Regions from separate parts of the Homo sapiens genome. Here region 2 is linked to region 1. The links are chromatin contacts, found by Hi-C in ENCODE. All regions are on one chromosome and are shown on one strand. The core of a region is the stretch at or near the end of the contact, and the rest is flanking DNA. Distances in the headings are between cores, read along the strand shown.

Region 1 (4,678 bases), core at 1,482-3,981:
TCAGGAGCAGATGCAGATTCCTCCTCCCAGAGAGATAAGCATAACTGTAATCTCTTGTGGTCATTTCTGCTTTTGTTTCCTGGCATTTTTGCCAGCAAATCTTTACCTACTGATGCTATTACTCTTGTATCATTCTTCTGTCTCATCGATCTTCCCACTTCTCCCTCCTCAGAGCCTTGAACTAATCTTTGAGTCTCTCCTACGTTAAATAATGTCCTCTACATTATCAATCTCTGTTCCCAGAATCTACTTTCTGTCTGTGCCTCAACTGATTCTCTCTCAAATACATGAGTTACCCCTGCAGCCCTTTCCAGCCCTTTCTAGTAGAACATGTAGACGAGGAAGAGGTGCCCATCCATTACTCCTTGATACTCCTTTGCAACGTATTCCATGAGGTTAAACCATGCTGTCACCCACTCTCCCTGTAGCTGTCTTCTGTCCTTCTGTCAATCTGTTCATCAGTCACTCGCTCATTCCCCGTGACTTTGCTCCCTGACTCCACTCTTCTCTCCAAGAACTGGCCTCACTCTGAGTGACTTCAATGTCCATGTGAAGACTCAGCCAGCGCCTTAGCTTCAACAGTCGTTTCCATTTCTGCCTTGACTCCATCAATATGTTTAAGCCACCCACATTCACGTGACACCCTAGATTTTATATTTCATTACTTAGAATTACCCTGGAATTGTAAAATCCTGGACTCCACTCTCTGATCATAACCTCTTCTGGTTCTATTATTCCATCACTTTGGTGGTACCCGTCCTTTAACCATATAGAGACCATTGATCCTTCACCTTCACTCCTCCATTCTCCTCCCATTTCCACATCCAACAGAAACCACAGGGTCATCATTTCAACTCCTTTGCCAGCAATCCATCTTTTCCCCTTGTTTCTCAGTTCCCCTAACCTGAAAAAAATCCCTAAAGGTGGATTGATTTAAATGTTGCTTTTCCCTCTTCTTATACAGGGCTAAAAAGTCGCAGAGCTATCTGAATTGGTATCACTGTAAATCCATAGTCCTAAATGGATCTTTAATGTTGCATTTGCTGTATTGTTAATTTTTTGCCTAACCCCAGGCACCTCTTCCCTCTCCCCTTTCTTTGCCAACTTCCCACTTCACTGTCTCATCATCTGGCTGGATGCAGACCTTGCTTCCTACTTCCTGGGAAAAACAGAAATAACTTGATGAGGCTTCCTTCATTGTTCTTTCCCTGTGTTAGAAATTTACCTGCAAATATTAGTATCAGTCTAGGCTTCTTTCTGCTTTTTTTTTTTTTTTTGAGATGGAGTCTCACTCTGTCACCCTGGCTGGAATTCAGTGGTGCGCTCTTGGCTCACTGCAACCTCCGCCTCCCAGGTTCAAGTGATTCTCCTGCCTCAGCCTCCAGAGTAGCTGGGATTACAGGTGCCCGACACTACACCCAGCTAATTTTTTGTATTTTTAGTATAGATGGGGTTTCACCATGTTGGCCAGGCTTGTCTCGAACTCCTGACCTCGTGATCCACCCGCCTTGGCCTCCCAAAGTTCTGGGATTACGGGCGTAAGCCACCATACCCGACCTTCTCTCTGCTTTTATTGACAATCCATTCATCGTGTGCTGGATTTTCAGCAAAATTATACCTATTTTTCAGAGGCTGGGCTGGATATAATTTCTTCATCAGCCCCTGTCATTAGTTCTCCATAGCACAAAACTCTTATTGTTTATTGTTTTTTTTTTTTTTTTTTGCTAGATTGTAAGCTCCATATACCAGGTGGCCATTGGGCAAATGTTGCATCACAGAGACTGTAGCCCAGTAAAAGTTTTGTATTAACGGTATTTTGTTTCAGGAGACATACTTCCATGAAGAGGAGAATTCAGAAGCGACTACTTAAAAGTTTCTTGATATCCACGTAGATGTCTATGCTCGTTAGGTACATGCAATCAATTCTTTTTCAGAAAAGCTTGTGCGTGGGTAGACTAAATTTTTATTAACCAAATCAATTTTTAAATGTACTGAGAGAATTCTAGGAATGTAATAACACTTAATTATATGGCAAATTGATTTTTTTTATGTGAAAAATGCTTTGGTAAAAATAATAAAATTGTGACTTTTTTCTGTCTTTTCAGTTTACTTTTTCATAGGTTGGATTTATTGAAGCGTTGTACAACTGTGTATGTATACCTCACTCACACAATGAATGGGTTTCTACGTTGTCAATCAATTTTTTTGTAAATATGTAACCATTGAATTCTGAGATATATTTTAGGTAAGTTTTTACATTAAAAAAACAAAGATCTTGGAAAATTATTAAAATGCTTTAATATAAATGCAAAATGCTTATTGAAAGAAATAAAAATTAAAATATTTTAAGAATCAGGTATTAACAAAATTACCTTATCAATAGGAAGTACTATTCCAAAACTGTAATATGATATGTAGAGTGCTAGGGAGATGCTTATTTAATCATGAAACCTACCTTTAATTGGTGTCTTTAATGTAGGTTGTAACACCCGTTTCTAGAGGAGTAATTTATCATTACCATCTCTCTATATGTCCTTCCAGCCCTCTTCTACGTATTGCTGAGCTGACCAGCTTATTTATGATCTTCTGAATCTGTGCCTGCTTGTACTTAGTAGGAAACAAACTAATGTACGCTGAGAAAGGGAGAGATAATAAGAGGTGGATAGGAAAACAGCAAGATTCTAGAGTAAGACCCAGGGGAAAAGGGTTACCCTGGCAACGTGACATACTGTGAGGAAGATGACTCAGGCCCGCGGTGACAGGAAATGAATCAGGCCACACTGTGACCAGAGGAACCACTTAAGAAGCAGACAATGATTCAGCTTTGGTGAAAGTCAAGTAATGAACAGGCTACACTTCACTTTTGCATCTCTAAGAGGCACTGTCCGCGGTTCACCTGCTCCTTGCCCAGCGATCTGCACGGTGGAGAGCTGCTTACCTCCGCCAGGTAGAACTCGTCGTACTGCCTCCTGAAGTTTTCTCCTTTGTAGTAGTTGCTAGCCGCCACGATCACGTCCACGGTCACCATGCTCAGGATGAACATGTGGAAAACGGATGACCGCATCATTTTCTGAGGGGGCGAAACAGACAGACTCTTAACAAAGAAATAAACCTCATGATTAAGTGTAATTGACTTAGTCCTTGGCTGACAGCACCTTTGTGATGTGCTGCTATGCAAAACAGGGCTTCCAAGATAAAGCCATCCATGTCCCACACTGCTGAACTGGGCAGGCAAGGGAACCTTTCTTTCAGGCAGCTAAACAGTGACTAGGAAGATGGTTTCAGAGACTTTTGACTAAAAATGGAAAACATATATCATTTGTGTATGGCTTGCATCTTAATTTTTAATTGGTTGGTTGGGTAGTATTTATCCTTAATTCTGACTGTATGGATAAATGGCTTTTAAAAAGCTAGTAACACAAAACAAGTATTTCTTTATTCTGTGTTTAGGGAGAATACTGCAGATGAAAATATTTTAGAGATGATTATTATACAACTGGAAAAGTAAGAGAAACCTGAGATTTATTTTTTACTTATTACTTCCATAAATATTTGTTGAAAATTTTACTACAACTTCTAGTAAGTGACATGTACATCATACTTGCTCTCTACCTGGAGTTTTTCTAGGTGCTTTACATAAATTAACTCATAACAGCCCTAGGAACCTATTCTAATAAGGAAACTGAGGCTCAAAGAGGTTAAGTAACTTTCCCACTGTCAAACAGGGATTGAAGATGGACTCAATACTGGAACCCAAGTCTGGTCCAAGTCTACTGCCTACATTAAGATAAAGATAATTAAACATTAAAAAATAATGAGTATTATTTATTATTATTATTATTATTTTGAGAAAGAGTCTCGCTCTCTCGCCCAGGCTAGAGTGCAGTGGCGTGATCTTGGCTCACTGCAAGCTCTGCTTCCTGGATTCACGTCATTCTCCGGCTTCAGCCTCCCGAGTAGCTGGGACTACAGGCGCCCGCCACCACGTCTGGCTAATTTTTTTGTATTTTTAGTAGAGACAGGGTTTCACCACGTTAGCCAGGATGGTCTCGATCTTCTGACCTCATGATCCGCCCGCCTCGGCCTCCCAAAGTGTTGGGATTACAGGCATGAGCCACCATGCCTGGCCATAATGAGTATTATTATAAAGGTTATCATGTATTAAACGGTTACTATGTTCCAGGCCATATTATTCACATTAAAAATATTTGTGGGTACATAGTAAGTGTATATATATATATATATATACACACACACATAAATATATATATATACACATATATATTTATGGAGTACACAAGATGTTTTGATACAGGCATGCAATGGGGAATAAGCATATCATGGAGAATGGGGTATCCTTTGAGTTACAAATGATTATGTTACACTCTTTAAGTTATTTTAAAATGTACAGTTATTATTATTGACTGCAGTCACTGTATTATGCTAGCAAATAGTAGGTCTTATCTATTCTTTCTATTTTTTTTGTTCCCATTAACCATCCCTGCCTCCCCCCGTCCCCCCAGTACCCATCTCAGCCTCTGGCAACCAATCTCTACTCTCTATGTCCATGAGTTTGATTATCTTGATTTTGTGATCCCACAAATAAGTGAGAACATGTGATGTTTGTCTTTCTGTGCCTGGCTTATTTCGCTTAACATAATGATCTCCAGTTCCATCC
Region 2 (4,678 bases), core at 945-3,444, 49 kb after region 1:
TTGGAAGGAAATAAGTATCTCCTATGATAGTTGTGTTTCGTAATTCTCTTATAGTTGAATAAATTTGCTATTGCCTAATGGACGCTTATAAAATATCCAGCACAAATCATTGAAGTTAAAGAGGCACAAGGACATTTTATCATCTACATAGACATTTTAGCAAGACAATTCTTTCATTTGGCCTATTTAATTTTTCCAGCCTTTTAACCCTTATGTTTTGACCTAGAATTCACAACTACCTCATACTGCAAAAAGAGACAACAATCAAAAGGCTAATATTCAAGGTTTTAATCTTATTTGCACGACAAATTCAAGTCCAACAATACCTCTTGTCTCCTTTTATCTCAAAGCTTTAATTTTAGGGAGACACAGATTCTGTACAATGTAGGTTATACCATTGTTTATCTCATTTTATTGGAAAAATGCAGTATTTATAAAAGTTTGTCCAAATTTTAAAGTTTAAAGTTGTTTATCCTTTTTGTCCCTTTGTAGATTGTAAACTCCATGAAAGCAGCCACTCTGTGTTGGTCACCACCATATTCCTAGGGCCTGGGCCAGTGCCTGGCAGATGAAACACAGGTATGTTAATCTGGACAAAACATAAAATGTAGATTAAATGGGCAAAGGAAAGTAACAAAGCAGAGAGAGGTCAGGGAGAGGGGCTGGTGGAAATATTCAAAGAGGAAACACATGTAAAAGGGAAGAGTGTGTTGGACCATGTGAAGAGCCACAATTATAGAGGTCAGCAGACTTTGAAAGCCGGCCAGTCTGCTCATCTGCCATCCTGGAGGGTCTCCAGGAGGGGACTATCCAGATTAATTTCCATGAATGGTGCCCGAGGCCAGTTGGTGACCCACACCAGCTGCCAGAGCTCCCGAGGCTGCAGACCTGCTTTGCTGACTAAGGATGCCCCAGGCCCTCATTGCCAGACTCAGCCACCTCCCTTGAGAGGTGCTGCATTCCCCACATCCCTTCCCACAGTATCTATCACGCATTGCTAGCTCAATGGCTCCACTTGTCTCCAGACACTGGCTTCCATTTCCTCTGCAGATGCCCATTTCATGGCCTCATGTGACCCTTCTCCCACGTCGGTCCTCAGAAATGTGGGCCAATGGGTTGTTTTACCCTCTATGTCGAGAAATTCCTCTAGGTCCAGCCGTGCAGGCACTGACAAAGCTGCTTTGGCCTCCCCTCTGCCCTGCCCTTGTCCTGGTGATTCTTTTATACCAGTCCTGATGCTGGCTTTGACTTTAGAGCCATTGCTTGTGTAGCTTCAGTGTTCACATGGCATTTGCAGGAGGTGGGACACCATCGTCCTCCACCTCAGCATCCCAAACGTTAGAATATCATCACATTCATTAAAGTGGCTGAGACTTGTCATGAATTGCTGTGGGTCAGGCTTGGCTCATTTAATCCTCACTGACACCTTAGTACTACAAACACCATTTTACTGATACAGAAAGCGAGTTAAGCCATTTGCTAAGGTCGCATGGCAAGGAAGTGCTACTGTGGGTTGGATCCTGCCCTCCATGCAAGCTTAATCCCCTGTCCCTATCAGGCTTTCTTTGTGTGGAGGAAGTTCAGGTGCTATTATCAGGTGCATTTTCTTGGACTCTGAGAACCCAGGCTCCTTCCTGCGGTTTCTGAGGTAAGGGGTGGGGCTCTGAGATGCCTTCAGTCCCTGGAAGAGCCAAGCATAGGCTGGGTTTGAAGTTCATGTTGTTGCATGATTATTAACCACAACCAATAGACATGAGCATCTTGTTTGGGGCCATTATTGTTATGAACTTCTAAGTCAGGGTAAGGTCTCAGCTTCATTTTCCTGCTACTATTATGGAGATCCTTGGGTGCTTAGCCCCTCTTTGTCGCTTGGAGAAAAACCTCATGTTTTGGTATGATTAGCTTCTGAGCAGAGCGATGGTGGTCTGGGCCCCATTAGACAGCTCCAACCCATGGAAGCCACAGACAACTGTTGGCCACAAACCCAGAACAGTCATAACTTTGAACTTCCTAGGACTGTCACAGATTACACAGATGGAGAGAAACATCCTGTTACACACCAGGCCTTTCTCTATTTCAGTTCTCCACCAACACACTGGCAAGTCGTTCTTATCACTCTTACATTAAAAATGAAAAGACTGTGGCTTAATGAGACTAAACACATCCCTGAGTTCACCCAGAGTGGATGTCTGGAGCGGCATTCCAATGAATCCGTGCTCGCCTCCACAGACTATGTTCTTTCCACTCTGCCATGCATGTCTGAACTTTCTGAAACTTTTCTTGGCTTGGTTTTGAGGAATTTGAACAAATTCCTGTCTGGTATACTTTGTGAGAGCAAAAATTCTGCTTTTAAAGTTAAACAGACTAGCCCAAGAAAAGGGAAGGGAGGAGGGGTGAAATTTCCTTCCTGCATTTTGGATTAGCAATAGTTCTTCTGTGCTTTTGCTTGGGTTGAGGAGAACATTTCTCTGCCTTCTCTGCACTCTTAGCTCCTCAAATGATTGTCCAACAAGAGTAGGTAAAGATAGTTTTAAATATTCTTAGAGTTCTAACCAAAATCCGATATTTAAAATTTAAAAAGCAGCAAGATTTTAATTATTTTCACTAATCTGTTAGGTAAATCAGAACAATATAAAATTTAGCAGTGACTCTGGTTTAGCTTTTGGGTGTATTGGGTGTACCTTTTGGATATTCCATACGATTACTGAAATTCTAACTATGGCTTTGTTCTGTGTTAAAAATGTAATCATTTGAGAAATATAAAATAGAGAAATTAGTTTATAACAATAAATTTGTTTTGACTTCAATAAATGAAGTCAAATTTCATGGCTTCATTTTTGGAATATATTTATAATGGACTGGGCATTTTGTCCTTTGGTTATTTAAGCCTGTAGTAGATATTGCTGCTTGCGACTCTAGACTCATTCTTCTCTTCTTCCTGGGCGCATGGCTGCTCAGTGAGGGAATATGTTTCCTAGAATTTCCTGCAAGGAGTTGTGGCCTTGTGACAAAGTTCTTCCTGATGTATGCAACTCCCAAGCCATCTACAAAAACTCCTTCCCTGGACTCATTTTTCCCTTCCCTTCCACCAGCTAGAAATAGAGAAGCCAAGGACAGACTTGGAGAGTAAGTGTTGAGTTTGGCAGAGATGCCACAGAGGCCTGCACTTTGGGATGACTTCATGGGGCCCAGCTCATCCAAATACCCACATACCCAGGATGGCAGCTTCAGAAAGAAATCAACTTGTGTCTTGCTTGAGCCATTGTGTTGTGAGTTCTCTCTTTAAAGCTTACTTTACCCCAACTATTACATAGACTGAGACTCAAAGTAGCTATGGTCCGTGGGCCCAGTTCTCAGAAACGGCTGATGTTCACAAGGATGTCTGTTTGGAAAAAATATGCTAACTAAAAATTATTGACATACAGACATTTTAGGATTTCACACAAGTATATGAAGCAGATTGGACGGTTCAGGGAAACAAAACAAGGCAAAGTTCCAACTGATGTCTGATAAAACAGCTCTTTTTTTCTCACAAAAGCCACTCTACTAACCTTGCCCTAAGTTACTGGCATACCAAGACACAGAAATTCACACTTCATACCTACACTTAGCCCGAAGAATGAACTCCACCCATAGATCTAAAATAACAAGGTAAAATGTACAATTTAATGTCACATAAAGATTTGCTTAAGATTCTTTGAAATGTTCAAAGGAGATACTTTGAATATGAGATTGTTACTTTTTAAATATAGGGTTTTGGTTTCATGACTAATGGTATGATTCAACAACATGGAGCAATAAATTATTTCTCAAGAAAAAGCATTATACTTTAATTTGTCCCATTTCAAGGCTTTAAAAATCTTGCCAAAATAATGCTATTTTTACCAAATAAAATGTTAAAATACAGGCAAAGTCTTAAGAATAATACACACACACACACAATTCAACATTACTAAACTCAGACATACCAAAGAAATTCACATTCTTGAAAGGACTACCAAGCCTGCATCTTGTTATTCTAGGCAAACAAATATGAGAAATATTTAGTACTGGAATAGGAAGTATTTTGGCAAGTTTTTGCAAGTGCTTTGACCTCACAGTTCATGACCATAATGAATGGCCACCTCAGTGATATAAATCAGACACCACATAGTTTGATAAAATGTAGGGATACATTTCCTCATCTGTCAATCAAAGCATGCTCATTGGCCACTTCAGCACATCAACCACCCCATATTCATTTTGTCTATTGGCAAATAATTCCTAAGACAGTCTGTCTTAAATTTCAGCAAGACTCTAGTGTAATGCCTTGTGGTTTGAGTGAAATTCACATCATGTAACCAAGCTTTTGCAAATTTGATCATTTTACTTTATGGAAAATATTTTCATCTCAGCCATTGTTGACTTTGTATTCTTGACAAGAATTAAGCAAGTCTCATTGATCCTTTACTGTGTCAAAGAAAACAATTTTAAAAAAATTGAGCATGTGTAGTTTTCATTATTCAATCATGTTTTCTGTTTTGACATAAAAAGTGAAAAAATTCTACCAGCTATAGCATTTTCAATCTAATCACATTACTGGAACTTAACATGTAATGAAACCGAGATCCTCATATTTCCCCTCAAACATGCTCTTCTGGAAGTTAATGGCAAGTCTATCTAATCACTGAGGCCAGAA

Evidence for each region. Hi-C counts contacts between places; a loop is a spot of excess contacts on that map. Pooled maps may share reads with other maps.
Region 2: a loop to region 1 is called in a map of endothelial cell of hepatic sinusoid, with 6 times the contacts of the local background. The contact joins two enhancer-like sites. A Hi-C loop is called at or near these places in 2 of 168 maps with a recorded cell type or tissue (endothelial cell of hepatic sinusoid and sciatic nerve) and 1 of 50 pooled maps.

The regions. Positions count from the first base shown.
Region 1 is chr13:101,255,505-101,260,182 of GRCh38, forward strand. It overlaps NALCN (sodium leak channel, non-selective), which reads right to left. Exons shown (of 44, transcript NM_052867.4): 11 at 2,939-3,070. Among named protein-coding and RNA genes, the nearest start is that of NALCN, 160 kb to the right of the region's middle. RefSeq lists enhancers at 2,062-3,261, 2,592-2,651. Within about 2 kb of position 2,732, at least 5 of the 41 ENCODE cell types and tissues checked have a DNase peak (open chromatin) inside an H3K27ac peak, as active enhancers do.
Region 2 is chr13:101,305,302-101,309,979 of GRCh38, forward strand. All of the region lies in intron 7 of NALCN (sodium leak channel, non-selective), which reads right to left. Among named protein-coding and RNA genes, the nearest start is that of NALCN, 110 kb to the right of the region's middle. Within about 2 kb of position 2,195, at least 2 of the 41 ENCODE cell types and tissues checked have a DNase peak (open chromatin) inside an H3K27ac peak, as active enhancers do.